Linked DNA regions of Homo sapiens: regions 1 and 2 are each linked to region 3. A link is a loop called in an ENCODE intact Hi-C map of the cell type or tissue named here. Cell type or tissue: MCF 10A. All regions are shown on one strand.

Region 1 (5,000 bases), 270 kb before region 3:
CTTGCTATGTTGCCAGGCTGGTCTCGAACTCCTGAGCTCAAGCAACCCTCTGGCCTTGGCCTCCCAAAGTGCTGAGATTCCAGGCATGAGCCATCAGACCCAGCTGGCAATGTATCCTTTCTTCTTTGCTCCTAAGTTATTCAATTTTTTTACGCTGTTACTTCCACTTGGTCCATTTGAAAATTACCTGTTGGTTTCGCTTCACACTGCCAATATCTTCCTCTGTTTCCCTGAGTGCCTTTGTGGTGCTTTGTCTTTGTGGCCCAGCTGTCCTGCCTCATATCACACCCACTGTTGGGGTCTGGGTGTGTCTTTCAGAAGCACTGCCCTCCTCTGGGGCCCAGCTGTTTTTGCTTGTGTGTTTGGGTCCTCCAGGGATACCAGCCGCTCTTTCTGGCAATGTACACGGTGGGAGGACAGAGAAGCCAGCCCTGCTGCGTGTCTCTCAAGCGAATTGAAGGAGAAAAACACACGGTAGGCATTCAATGCCTTTCTGCCGAACATAGGAAGGAAGGGAAGGGGATGGCCCCCATCTCTGAGATGCCTTGCCGATGACTCCTCCCTGCTGCTTGGCAACCAGGAAAACCCTCTGGCCAGGTAGCTTACTTAGCCTTGACTCTTCCGGGAGCAGCAGCAACAGGAGGACACCGTCTCCCTGGGTGCAGCTCCCTGATCTTGGGAGTGCGGAGCTGAAAAGCTGGAGGCGTGGCTGCCTGGGGGTGCTGGCCCGCCCCTGGCTGCTTTCATCCACTCCTCACTTGCGACCTGGTGTTGCCAGTGGCCAAAGGCCCAGGCATAGAGAAGAGCAAAGTTCCAGGGGCCCAGCTTTACACAGAGGCCGGCTTGGCAGGGCTGGGGTCCATGTGGGTCGAGTCCAGTTCCTGCCAGGTTTATGGGGCCTGGGTGGGGCTTGGGCACCTCCTGGAAAGTGCACACTCTCTGGATTTCTTCTCAGATAGCACATGGCTTTGGATTTTCATCAGGACACCGAATATCCGGAAAACCACGCCTCATCTCCAGAAGATTTCACATCATTTATAAAAAAATCAGTCCCACTGACGCGGGAAGGTGCAGACTTGGCAGTGTGAGGCAATCCTGGAAGTGAATTTCAAGTTTTCCATCTCCTGGTCAGTTGTGCTTTGGTTACTAAGCAACTGCTAAACGGACCAAAATACTGAATGTGATAACAAGGACTGCACTTACCTTTCATGACAAAAGCAACTCTCTTTCCCCAGGCTTTCGAATGACAATGACGACACCACACTCTGCAGTTGCAGGGCAGGCCTATTCCATACCAGGGATTGTGGTGACAGCCAGGCTCGGAGGGGCTGCTGTCTCCATTCACAGAAGGGACCAGAAACCACAGGAGGAGACAATGGGAGGAACCAGGGATGCAGTTGGCGAGGAAACGCTCTGATTATTATTTTAAAAGTCGGCCAGATGCAGTGGCTCATGCCTGTAATCCCAGCACTTGGGGAGGGCAAGGCAGGTGGATCACCTGAGGTCGCGAGTTCGAGACTAGCTTGGCCAACATGGTGAAACCCCGTTTCTACTAAAAGTACAAAAATTAGCCGGGTGTGGTGGTGCATGCCTGTAGTCCCAGCTACTTGAGGGGCTGAGGCAGGAGGAGCATGAGCCAAGATGGTGCTACTACACTCCAGCCTAGGTGACAAAGTGAGACCCTGTCTCAAAAAAACAAACAAACAAAAACAAACAAACAAAAATCTGTATGTTTGTTACTCATTTTTCTGAGAATTCTTTTTTATTTTTGATACAGGGTCTGGTTCTGTTGCCCAGGATGGAGTGCAGTGGTGCGATCATAGCTCACTGCAGCCTCCAACTCTTGTCCTGAGCTCAAGTGATCCTCCTGCCCCAGTCTCTTGAGTAGCTGGGACTTATAGGTGTGCACTAGCAAGCCCAGCTAATTTAAAAGAAAAATTTGTTTTTTAGAGACAGGGGTCTTACAATGCTTCCCAAGCTGGTCTTAAACTCCTGAACTCAAACAATCCTGCCTTGGCCTCCCGAGTAGCTGGGACTACAGGTATGCACTGCCACACCTAGCTAGTTTTTTCTTTTTTGTAGAGACAAAGTTGATCTTGCTATGTTGCCGAGGCTGGTCTTGAACTCATGGCCTGAAGCGATCCTCCTGCCTTAGTTTCCCAGAATGCTGAGATTACAGGCCTGAGCCACTGTGCCTGGCCCATTATTAATTTTTCTAAGGAGGTATTCTTTTTTAAAAGCCGAAAGAAAAATACAACTAGCTGAGTAAGTGCGATCGGGGGCTTTGGAAGATGTGAGTGTGGCCATCAGTGTTTGCAGACCAGGACCAAGGAGGCGGGTCTTGCTTTGGGGCACCTCCCAACCAGGTTTTTTTTTTTTTTTTTTTTTTTTTTTTTTTGAGACAGAGTCTCACTCTGTCGCCCAGGCTGGAGTGCAGTAGCACAATCTCAACTCACTGTAGCCTCTGCCTTCCCAGTTCAAGTGACTCTCCTGCCTTAGCCTCTCCCAAGTAGCTGGAATTACAGGCACACCCAATCACAGCTAATTTTTGTATTTTTATTTTTATTTTCTGAGATGGAGTTTCGCTCTTGTTGCCCAGGCTGGAGTGTAATGGCATGATCTCAGCTCACTGCAACCTCCATCTCCTGGGTTCAAGCGATTCTCCCTGCCTCAGCCTTCCGAGTAGCTGGGATTACAGGTATGCGCCACCACACCCGGCTAATTTTTGTAGTTTTAGTAGAGACGGGGTTTTATCGTGTTGGCCAGGCTGGTCTCGAACTCCTGACCTCAGGTGATCCACCCGCCTCGGCCTCCCAAAGTGCTGGGATGACAGGCGTGAACCGACGCGCCCAGCCCCACCCCAGTCTTAATCATCCACTTTCTCTCCAAACTGCTGCCTCCTCCCCCCACTGAATTAATCCTGCCTGACAAACTGTCTGCAATAAGTAATACAAAAATGCCCAGGGGTTAATACCACAACTGTAAATGTAATCTTGGAAGCGCAGTAATGAATTAAATGGCATGTGGTTTCATGGTGTGAGTGTCAACAGTATTCCAAAGATTTTTCATTCTCTTCATGCTGAAGGCTCAACTAACCACATCAGTATCTGCAGCCTGACATTGGTCTAAAATCATTTATTTTCCAAAGTCTGTAATAACCGCACATATTGTTTGCTCAGCAAAATGATTTATTATAAAAATTTAGATCTCTCACGTTTTTATGAGCTGACGAAACAGCTTCCACTGATCTATTAACCTGCCCGGTATTATGCTCAGCTCTGACTTCAAATAGCGAATAATTTCAGTTTGGCCTAGAATATGTAGTTCGTTCAATCAGTTCACCACAGATCATTTCAGGGTATTCTCTGGGCTAACACACAGTTTTTATGAGGAACTGAAAAGGACATGGTCAAGGTCGATGGAAGGGAAATTATATCCACGCTGGAAATTCTAGTATTTACTTTCACGCAAGCCTCCTGGGGGCTAACGCGTGGCATCGGGGCACGGTGTTGGCGCATATTTCAATACCCAAATAAGCACGCTGGCATCAGGAGCTGTTAAAACGAGCTGTTAAAACAAAGTATATCTACAAGGCAGTTGGAAAAACATACAGAGCGGCCTTCAAAGACTAGTGTATCTTCTTAGACTTGATTCATAAGCCAATAGTCTCGGCCGGGCCCAGTGGCTCACGCCTGTAATCCTAGCACTTTGGGAGGCCGAGGTAGGTGGATCACTTGAGACCAGGAGTTTGAAACCAGCCTGGCTAACATGATGAAACCCTGCCTCTACTAAAAATACAAGTATTAGCCGGGCATGGTGGCGAGCGCCTGTAATCCCAGCTACTCGGGAGGCTGAGGCGGAAGAATCGCTTGAACCCCGGTCACAGAGGTTGAAGTGAGCTGAGATCGTGCCACTGCACTCCAGCCTGGGTACCAGAGCGAGACCCTGTCTCAAACAAAACAAAACAAAAAAACAAAGAAAACAAAAAAAACCCACCAATAGTCTCAATACCAGATCATAAAGTTCTTTGGCATTGAAAGGAGAAATATCTACAGATTAATTCTTCCTGCTTTAAAAGAAAAGCTCCAGTTAGGTTTGATCAAGCGAACTCTCCCCTTCTACCCCAGGGCTGCACGTGATGACCTGCTCTGTCCTTAAGGGGGGACATTTTTCACCACAACCTACACTGCAGGTGAGGCTTCCTTAGCACAGGGGGTAGAGGAAACGGACAGAGGTGGGGCTCGCTGGACCCTGTCCAGAAAGAGCAGGTTGCTGAAGCGGTGGAGACAGGGCCAGGCTCTGAGGAAGGTCACTTGGCTCTAGGTCTGGAATCCCCTTAACTCGGGGGGTCAAAGAGTTGGGCAAGGGGTGGGGGACAAACCTATAGGAAAAGCTGATCGGAGCACAAACGCCTGAACTTACGGAGAAGGGCTGGTCTGCAGTCTCATGCGAGCCAGGGCAAGATTACTCCCAGCAAAGGCACCTGCTGTGGCTGTCGTGCCCTGATGGCGATGGGCCCAGCTCAGACTGAGACAGGGAGGTCTCCCACCAATAACGCCCATGGGGCACCTACCATGAACCACACCCAAGGGAAACAAATGTCCCAGGGGAGGAGTGGGCAATGGCGTAGTGGCGCTGGGACTCCCTTCTCGCTAGCACACAGGAATACACCCTGCACATCCTAGGAGCTCAGCAGGGATATACCGGGCATGGGTGGGTGGGTGGGCAGGGACCCCCTTCCTGTCTACCCAGTGGGAGGCGGAAGGAAATGGCAGCCACCAGCGATTCAGCACAGTGACATCCCAGAAAGTGGTACAAGGGCCTCTGCAGACACCAGGAGAAACAGTATCCCGGAGTAGGGGACATCCAGTCTGTACCCTGGAGGATGAGTACAGATTTACTGAGCAGGGGACACTGGGATAGAGAGGTACGGCTGTCTAGAGAGAGAGGCCACAGGGAAATGGAAGCCTGTTCAATTTTGTAACAACTTTTCAGTGGCT
Region 2 (5,000 bases), 350 kb before region 3:
CCCTGGCTGTACTCGGTGCCGACAGAGGGCGGTTCGCAGGGCTGGCTGTCACTGACTGAGCTGTGCCGCCGCTTCATGTAGGCTGCGGAGGAAGAGATGGCAGACTAAGGTCAGGCCCAGCTGGGACAGCAGCCCAAATCCCCAGTCCCGCTAGCGGGACGGCACAGTGCCGGCTTGCAGGACTTTGCATAGAGCATCTCAAAACACTAAGATGAGGCTGGGCATGGTGGCTCATGCCTGTAATCCAAGCACTTTGGGAGGCCGAGGCAGGCAGATCACTTGATGTCAGGAGTTCAAGACCAGCCTGGCCAATATGGTGAAACCCCGTCTCTACTAAAAGTACAAAAATCAGCTGGGCGTGGTGGTACGCACCTGTAATCCCAGCTACTAGGGAGGCTGAGGCAGAATTGCATGAACCTGGGAGGTGGAGGTTGCAGTGAGATGAGATGGTGCCACTGCACTCCAGCCTGAGTAACAGAGCAAGATTCCGTCTCAAACAAAACAAAACAAAACAAAACAAAAGAAACAACGCTAAGATGAGAGCCATTCTGTTACCAGCACATGCTCACCAAGGACCTGCTCTGACGGAATGTCAGGTCCTCACCTGTCCCTGCACAACTTAACAGTTTAGTAGGGGAGGCAGAGAAGTATCCAGAGAGATGTTCCCAGCAGAGTGAAAAGTGGGGTGGGGGTAAGTAAGTGCAAGAGACCATGGGGATACTGAGAAGAGTTCCTCGGCCAGGCCTGGGTGTGGGCGGCAAGCCACCCAGGTACCGAGGCAAGAGACCGAGGACACAAGCTGTTCTAGTATAATAAAATATAAAACAAGAATAGTTACACCAGATATAGATCTTAGATATGATTATATATGAATATCATTAATCATTAGTTTGTAGCAATTACTCTTTATTCCAATATTATAATAATCCTTGCTCTATAACCATAACCTAGGAAAAACCAGGCCATACAGAGATAGGAGATGAGGGGACACAGTGAGGAGTGACCAGAAGACAAGAGTGCGAGCCTTCTGTTATGCCCAGACAGGGCCACCAGAGGACTCCTTGGTCTAGAGGTAACGCCAGCGTCTGGGAAGACGCCCGTTGCCAGGCGGACCGTGGTCTAGCGGTAGCCTCAGTGTCAAGGAAAAACACAGGCTACTTAGCAGACCGGGAAAGGGAGTATCCCGGGAAAGGGAGTATCCCTTTCCCCGGGGGAGTTTAGAGAAGACTCTGCTCCTCCACCTCTTGTGGAGGGCCTGACATTGTCAGGCTTGCCCGCAGTTATCTGGAGGCCTAACCATCTCCCTGTGATGCTGTGCTTCAGTGGTCACGCTCCTAGTCTGCCTTCATGTTCCATCCTGTACACCTGGCTCTGCCTTCTAGATAGCAGTAGCAAATTAGTGAAAGTACTAAAAGTCTCTAATAATGGTGTAGGTTGTTTCTCTCTTTGTCTCCTCTCTCTCTCTGCCTCGGCTGCCAGGCAGGGAAGGGCCCCCTGTCCAGTGGACATGTGACCCACGTGGCCTTACCTATGATTGGAGATGGTTCACTCTCCTTATCCTGCCCCTTTGTCTTGTATCCAATAAATATCAGTGCAGCCTGGCATTTGGGGCCACTACCAGTCTCCACAACTTGGTGGTAGTGGTTCCCCGGGCCCAGCTGCCTTTTATCTCTTTGTCTTGTGTCTTTATTTCTATACTCTCTCGTCTCCACACACGGGGAGAGACCCACAGACCCTGTGGGGCTGGTCCCTACACCTGGGGAGGCAGAAGGGGAAGTTGCCTAGAAGAGATGATGTTTAAACTGAATCCTGAAGGACATCGCCGGGCGTGGTGGCTCTCGCCTATAATCTCTGCACTTTGGGAAGCTGAGATGGGAGGATTGCTCGAGCCTAGGAGTTTGAGACCAGCCTGGAGAACATAGAGAGACCCTGTCTCAAAAAAAATTTAAAAATTAGCCAGTGTGGTGGCGTGCACCTGTAGTCCCAGCTACTCGGGTAGCTGGGATGGGAGGATCACTTGAGCCCAGAACACCGAGGCTGCGTGCACCCGAGTAGCTGGGACGGGAGGATCACTTGAGCCCAGAACACCGAGGCTGCAGCAGTGAGCTATGATTGCATCACTGCCCTCCAGCCTGGGCAACAGAGACCCTGTCTCTAAAAAAATAAAATAAACAGCTTAGGCAAGGGATTTCCTTAATTAACTTGCCATTTTGTCATGAGAACTCAGAAGCAATTGAGAAGGTAAATCTTCCCCATAGAAAACCCAAACAGCGGAGTCAAAGCTGCTGGATCCAGAGAAAGGAGTTGGATTGTCCAACCGTGGGGACTCCCTCCAGTTCCCTCCTAGGGGACAGACGACTGACCAGGGGCTGGCAGGGGGCTGGAGAAGGCCTCTCTAGGGAGCAGCCTTTGTGGCCGGCACCCCCAGGAGTGAAGAGAAGGCCATCGGACCACAGCGGCTTTGGATACTAGGGCACCTTTGGAAAGGTCTGGGCCCCGCAGAAACAGTAATTCATTTGTAACACAAGAGGGCGCCCCGAGCCTGTGCCGAGGGAAAGATGGGAGGCCTGGGAAGCCCTGGAGATGTATTTGCGGGGACTAAGGTCCTTTCCTAAGGGCCCCAGGGTGAGAAACACAGCAGGGAGTTGGGTTGTCAGGGCCTCCTCCCTCCTAAGGGCTGAGGGCTGCCTCCTGGCTAGTGCAGGAAGCTTCACGCTGCTCGGGTGAGGGGATCACGGGAAACTCTGCACAGATCTATTGGGTTCATGACAGCATTTTCTCTACTTTTGTTTATGTTGGAGATTTCCCATAATAAGACATTGAAAAGGCCGGGCGCAGTGGCTCATGCCTGTAATCCCAGCGCTTTGGGAGGCCGAGATGGGAGGACTGCTTGAGGCCAGGAGTTCAAGATCAGCCTGGGCAATATAGCGAGACTTTAAAAAACAAAAAACAAAAAACAAAACGAAAAATAAGTTGAAAACTTTTAGGGGGGCAATGTGGCACCAGGCCTCTGCAGCTTACAGCGCTGCCTGGGGCTGCCCAAGAGGCATGGCCTACCTCAGACCCTTAGACTACAGGCCCAAGGGCAGGCCAGAGCTCGCTAGAGGGGCCCTGAATGGGGCAGAGGCCACCACCTGGGCAGGTCATCAGTGGGCAGCAGCAGTGCCCCTGGGTCATCCCAGGGGGGCAGCTCGCAGCACAGAGGCAGCGGATGTATATTTAAGAGCATCTGCTTTGAAATCTGACAGCCCTGAGTATGAATTCCCGTTCCCTACTGATAGGAGCTATTGAAATCTGCTAGGCTGCATGAAGCACCGAGGTTCGTATTTCCTGGATAAGGACATCTAAGCAGAGTCGTGTGGATGAACAGCAGTCTTAGCGCAGTGCCTGGCAAACAGGGCAGTTCTCAGAAAATAGAAGCCTCTATTATTATAAAGGAACCCCCATAGGGTTCCTGGAGGAGGCACCAGACACTCTCTCTCCTTCAGCAGTCCTTTCCCGGGTTGGGTGAGAACGGCGATGCTTGGCTGGAATTTCTGGGTGAATTAAGAACTGACAGGCCTGGGTTCCATACCCACCCCTGGCTCAGATGTTGTGTGCGCGTGTGTGTGTGTGTGTGTGTGGCGGGGACGGGGGTGGGGTGGGCTGGGGCAGAGCCACTCAAGGGCCTGGGATGCCCATTCTTTTTTTTTTTTTTTTTGAGATGGGGTCTCGCTGTGCCGCCCAGGCTGGAGTGCAGTGGTGTCATCTCTGCTCACTGCAACCTCCTCCTCCCAGGTTCAAGCGATTCTCCTGCCTCAGCCTCCCAAGTAGCTGGGATTACGGGCGTGCGCCACCATGCCTGGCTGATTTTTGTATTTTTCAGTAGAGATGGGGTTTCACTATGTTGCTGAGGCTGGTCTTGAACTCTGAACCTCAAGTGATCCACCTGCCTCGGACTCCCAAAGTGCTGGGATTACAGACATGAGCCACTGTGCCCGGCCCCTGGGATGCCCACTCTTAGTTAAGGTCCTCTGCGTTAGCTGATCAGGGAGGCTGCCGCTTCTTACGGTCAGACCGGCAGCAGCTGGTTCCCAGTCTCTGCCCCTAAGGGATGCAGTTCAGCCGCCCAGTGAGCTCCCAGCACCATAGGTGACCTGAGGACTGAGGGTGCTCGAGGGGCGGACTCACTGGCGAGGACCAGCGCTTAGAAACTGCAAACCAAGAGGCACAGCACACCTGGCTTTAGGCATTTTTCCTATGCTGTAGCCTACAGGCTGCAAGAAGAACATGAATCCACATTCGAGATGACATGTGGGTGCACGTGGGGTTATTCCTCTAGGGAGGCCAAATCCCCAGAGGCTGGGAAATAACAGCAAGAGAGAGATCTGTTGTGGCAGGAGTTTGCTTTGTCACTTTCCAGGCCGGGTGACCTTGGTGGAGGCACCGAACCTCTCTGAACCTCTGTTTCCTGATCTACAAAATGCATTTTTTTTTTTTGAGATAGGGTCATGGTCTGTCACCCAGGCTGGAGTGCGGTGGCTCAATCTCTGTTCACCGCCTGCAGGGTTCAAGCGATTCTTGTGCCTCAGCCTCCCAAGTAGTTGGGATTATAGAGGCGCACGCCACCAAGCTTGGCTATATTTTTTTTTTTTTTTTTTTTTTAGTAGTGAGGGGGTTTTGCCATGTTGGCCAGGCTGGTCTTGAACTCCTGACCTCAAGTGATCCGCCTGCCTCAGCCTCCCAAAGTGCTGAGATTACAGGCGTGAGCCGCCGTGCCCTGCCTACAAAATGCATTTCTTATTTCTCTCTCTGATAACAAAGGAAGGCCTCTAGCCACCTGGTACATGCTCAGTAAATGCTGTGATAGCCCGATCAGCCACCCACACAACACAAAAACCAAATGCAGCGCCCCCAGAGCTGTTTCGCTCTCCTTGGTTAAAAGTGCTCCCAGTGCTAAAAAAATCTTTAGATTCAGGCTGCTGGAGAGAAAAAGTTACACAACTTTCCAGCCCTCTTAG
Region 3 (5,000 bases):
GAATCTGGGCACTTGGTTCATTCCCCTCCTGGCCAGAGAGCCTCTGGATGGAGGCAGGGCATCCAGCCCCAATCAGGGCACGCCTGCCCTGAAGCTATCAAACACTTCTTAGTGAACTGGAAGATTCCTCCCAGACTCCCGCCAAAGGAGACAGACCTCAAAATGTTGGCCACATGAAAGGCTTGTGTGTAAAAATAATTCAGTTCAACAAATATTTCCGCTATATGCAAATCACAGAAATAGGCACTACAGAGGACATGCAGGGAGGGGAGGAGGCGAGTGCTTCAAAGAGCCTGGAACCCAGCGAGGAAATGAAAAGGTGGCCGAGTGAGGGCTCACAGTCGAGGCCTGCAGTCAGCCCTCCACTGTGACAGCATCACCAAAACCAGGCAGAACTGGAGCCGGGGATTCCAGAAGGCAAGGGGGAAACGGCTTCAAATCACTGAAGATCTCATTAAAACAAATCCTCTGTTTATCCAATGTTTATGGTGTCACTGTGTAAATATCCATTAAAGTGCCAAATCAAGAATTAGCACTTTCTATGCTAAAGTCAATGTTCTATATAATGCATAGAAATTTGCAAAAAGGAAAAACAGAGGACATTAAACGGAATTATCTGTAATCCATGAAACTGACAATCATTATGTATCTCTCTCAGGGATCACTGCCTATTCGCTATTCCACTTTCTTAGAGAAGCCTGCTTTCCCAGGCACTCTGGGAAGGTGTGGAGAGCATGAGTTTAACACCCACCCACCTCACACGGGGCTTTAAATAATTACCTGTCCCAAACAGCACAAGGTCTTTGGGATGAGGCCCCAACATGGCACATGGCCTTCCCTACCCCATCTAAAAATGAGTACTACAGCAATTACCGGACAGAAAAACACGTTATCTAATTATGGGAGAGGAGCAAGGAGCTCTGGAATCAGAAATTTCTGAGAACATTATCAATAAGACTGTAGGCTAACTATAAGTATATATCCCAATTACCTTGACTTGATCATTACACATTGTATGCTTACACCAAAACATCACAAGTACTCCATGAATATGTACAACTATTATGTATCCACAATAACTAAAAATTGGCCAAAAGCATGGCTCACACCTATAATCCCAGCACTTTGGGAGGCCAAGGCAGGAAGATCACTTGTGGCCAGGAGTTCACGACCAGCCTGGGCAAGTCAGCGAGACCCCCTAGCAAAATAAAATTTTAAAACTTAGCCTGGCATGGTGGCATGTACCTGCTGTCCCAGCTACTCAGGAGGCTGAGGTGGGAGGATCACCTGAGCCCAAAAGTTGGAAGTTGTAGTGAGCTATGATTGCACCACTGCAGTCCAGCCTGTGTGATAAGATCCTATCTTATAAAAAATAATAATAATTTGGGCCGGGCATGGTGGCTCACACCTGTAATCCCAGCACTTTGGGAGGTCGAGGTCGGTGGATCACTTGAGGTCAAGAGTTCAAGACCAGCCTGGCCAACATGGTGAAACCCCATCTCTACTAAAAATACAAAAATTAGCCAGGTATGGTAGCAGGCGCCTATAATCCCAGCTACTCCGGAAGCTGAGGCAGGAAAATCGCTTGAACCTGGGAGGGGGAGATCATGCCATTGCACTCCAGCCTGGGCAACAAGAGTGAAACTCCATCGCAAAAAACAGTAATAATAATAATTTAAAATTTCAAAAAAAAATTAAAGAAAAAGAAAAAAAAATAACTATAGATCAATTGCATGATCCATGGCCAGGGACTTCGTTCCTGCCCCCGACCCCTGTATTTCTTAATAGCCTCTGGCATGCTACGGGGATCTGTAACATTGGCTAATAAAAGTACAATAAACAGCAATAGCTTTAGGAACTAAAGCCAGGTTTTGTCTATGTGTACATATGATGAAAATCTCAGGCAAGCCAACAATTACTATCTCATGCTAGTTTCATCCCCATACAATGTCAATAGTTCTATTGTAAACAGAAATCACTGGCAGGATTGGGATGAAAAGGATGGCAACATTCCACATTCGGACTGTGTGACGAACTCACCCCATAACATAAATAACTTCATTTTTTAAAAGAATAATAATCATCAAGGTACATGAGTGCCACCCCTCCATATGACGAAAATTGCTGTGATAGGAAGATGACGAAATGAGCAAACATCCCCTTTGGAGGCTGACTTGAAACCTGAGCCCGAGCCAAGAGTGTTAGCGTTTGAAATCAGTCACTGGCCTGGACTCTAGATCCGCTCCCAGTGACTCAGGGCTATACATAAATCAAATGCCAAAAAGGCCAGCTCACCACCCAGAGGTGCAGCTCTCTGGAACACGCAGAACCAGCAGGGCCTTAGAGGCCCGAAAAAGGCTTTATCCCAGATTTTCAAATCCCAGGACAGCCAAGGCTGGGCGAGACAGGGAACAAGGAAACAAGGTCACTGGGCCAGTGGGGAAGTCCAGGCCTCCAGTGACCCCAGAGGGCGCCGGTCACCAAGAAAGGAAGACTCCATCCCACGCCCACAGAGAGGGGCTGGGCTTAAAGCAAGGACCCACGTGCAGATTCCTGTGTTGGCCCCTCTGGAAACATGTACATCAACAGCTGCTATATTCTGAGTACCTACTACTATGTGCAGAGCATCTACTGTGTGAGCCGCTCACTTGCTGAGTGAACCAGGCCCTGAGCTCCAAAGTGAAAAGGTGACGAGAGGTGCTAGCCTGAATGAAGACCAAGAACAGCACCCCGGCTTTATTTCTGTAGGTGTCTTCATGCACAAATGCCTTTAGAGTGGTCTTTTTTTCTTTTTTAATTTCTACACCTAAGTCACACTGACAGTAGCTGATCGTCATCACAAATTTTCATTTTATTTCAATTCCAGGAGGGTAGGTCTCTGAAGAGACACTTTTGCCAACTAGGCTAAGCCAAGTTGTGTGAGGGTGACTCTGAGATGATCCTATTGGTCAGCCGTCCCCTTCGCAACAGGGCGTGCTGAGTGACTGGTCACGAAATTCCCTAAGTTAGTGGATTACTTACTTATGTGGTATGCTTATTCACCAGCCTCATCTGCTTCTTGCTAGGAAACAAGTTCCTTTTTTGTTTGTTTGTTTTTGAGATAGGATCTCACTCTGTTGCCCAGGCTGGAGTGCAGTGGTGTGATCATGGCTCACTGCAAGCTCCCACCTCCCAGCCTCAAGCGATCCTCCCACCTCAGCCTCCCGAGGAGATGGGACTACAGGCGTGCACCACCAAGCCCAGCTGATTTTTTTTTTTTATTTTTGGGTAGAGACAAGGTCTCACTATGTTGCCAAGGTTGGTCTCAAACTCCTGGGCTCAAGCGATCCTCCTGCCTCAGCCTCCCAAAATACTGGGATGACAGGTGTGAGCCACTGCACCTTGCCCTGTGATTCTGTTTTATTGCCATAGAATGGTTCGGCTGTTCTATAAAAGCACAGGAATAAACCAATAGCATTTTTCCACTCCTGCCTCCTCCCTCAATAACCTCCACCTTCAAGGAGGTTTCTGGATGCCCAAGTGACAGAAAGTCATCAGTCCCCTTTTTCTCGGCAGGAGAACTGCCCAATCACATGGCCCTACAGCCTAACAGGTGCTGTCAAATCGCTGAAAAGGCAGGATAAGTTCTTGACAAATCGGTGGCGTCAGAAAATCAATTCCCAAATACCATGTAATTTACTGACAAGCCCACCAGGGCATTCATATTGGACGGGAACAGATTTCTTCCCTGAAAAAGGACAAAGATAAGAGCAAGAAACATATTTACATTTTGTCTGCAGACCCAAGCTCCTGAGCCAGCGAGGAGGAATCAAGGGAGGTAGTCAGTGTATCGCAAACAACTCGGGCCTGCCAGCGATGAAAATTAATGGGAAGGTAAGAAGCTGCTTTTGATGCTGGAAGAACTCCAGTAAAAACTGGTCTGTACATGGGAACACGGTGTCAGACTCACAGAGAATCAGCTTGTCTGACTTGTGGTTTTCTTGACAACATTCATCTTCTCTTGGCCTGATACAGGGCAATTAGTGCTTGTCAGCTGAATCATGTGTTATTAAGATCATTCAGGCATTTTTTAATTACGGTGAGCGAGACAGACAGTAATGAGATCTCCAGCAACTTTAACTTTCCACTTCCTTTTTAGATAAATCTTAAGCTGCCTTTTTTTTTCTTTCTTCCCTACTGATGTTTCAAAAGAATTGTTTATTCCTACAGGTAATACTTGTAACTCAGCCCCCGTTTCCCCTACCTCCAAGCAAAACATCAAACTGCGGGGGGCTCCCCCAAAATCAATCAAAGACATGTTTCTTACACATCTGCTCACTCTAATTGGACATGGGATGAGCAGCTGCTCTTTTAAAAATTGCTCTTAGTGGAGAATTTGGTTCTGGAGGACTCCTTGGGCCCACAGAGCCCCAACCCAGGACCTGGGGGTGGGGGGCCTGGCCTGGCTGGCTTCCATCCAATTCCTAAAGGGGTCATGGCCTGTGTTTCATCACGTGAACCCCACCGTCTTTCCAAAACCTGGTCTTCTTTGTAGTAACTCTTCCTGTCACGTGACACCAAAAAACCCAGGATGCATAAAAATGATTTAATCTGCTTTTATAGTCTATATTTCATTCTATTTGCTTTTAAATTAACAATTCTCAAAAAGGTTAAAGTACACTACCAGCTTCAACCTGAATCAGGTTCATCATTTCTGCCTTTTAAAATGCTCCCTTTACATCAATATTTCATTGAGGGAATCATTGTCCTTTCCTAGGAGATTTCAAATGTTTATGATCCCAGTTCCCACTCTTTATACAGCCAGGAGCCAACGTGATTTCTGAGCTATTCCTGATGAACCATCTGTTTCTTTATGAGGCCGATGAGAGGGGTCTGGGGAACGGGTGATAAGGAGAAAAGCCCCCAACACTCATTCTTGCCGGGAACGCACACCGTCCTCATTGTGAGCCATTGTTCCAAAGGCACCGAGTCTCAAGAACGTGAACTTCCGAAATTGCCAA

What was found. Peaks named below come from ENCODE experiments on the same cell type or tissue, not always from the same donor. Only the 100,000 strongest peaks of a DNase experiment are listed, where the experiment ranks them.
Region 1: it touches region 3 in a loop (17-fold over the local background); 3 of 110 quality-filtered maps call a loop at or near these places.
Region 2: it touches region 3 in a loop (5-fold over the local background); 5 of 110 quality-filtered maps call a loop at or near these places.

What each region holds. Positions count from the first base shown.
Region 1 is chr7:102,149,126-102,154,125 of GRCh38, reverse strand. The region is part of intron 8 of CUX1 (cut like homeobox 1); the gene reads right to left. Among named protein-coding and RNA genes, the nearest start is that of SH2B2, 140 kb to the left of the region's middle. RefSeq lists an enhancer at 592-1,297 and a silencer at 3,801-3,942. In MCF 10A, no CTCF peak of the experiment used is centred here; DNase peaks (open chromatin) are centred at 645, 1,075 and 2,895.
Region 2 is chr7:102,234,402-102,239,401 of GRCh38, reverse strand. It overlaps CUX1 (cut like homeobox 1), which reads right to left. Exons shown (of 24, transcript NM_181552.4): 23 at 1-82. Among named protein-coding and RNA genes, the nearest start is that of SH2B2, 50 kb to the left of the region's middle. In MCF 10A, a CTCF peak has its summit at 2,533 (motif pointing right); a DNase peak (open chromatin) is centred at 2,541.
Region 3 is chr7:101,880,282-101,885,281 of GRCh38, reverse strand. All of the region lies in intron 1 of CUX1 (cut like homeobox 1), which reads right to left. Among named protein-coding and RNA genes, the nearest start is that of CUX1, 65 kb to the right of the region's middle. RefSeq lists an enhancer at 373-422 and a silencer at 1,534-1,701. In MCF 10A, no CTCF peak of the experiment used is centred here; DNase peaks (open chromatin) are centred at 2,191, 2,971 and 3,901.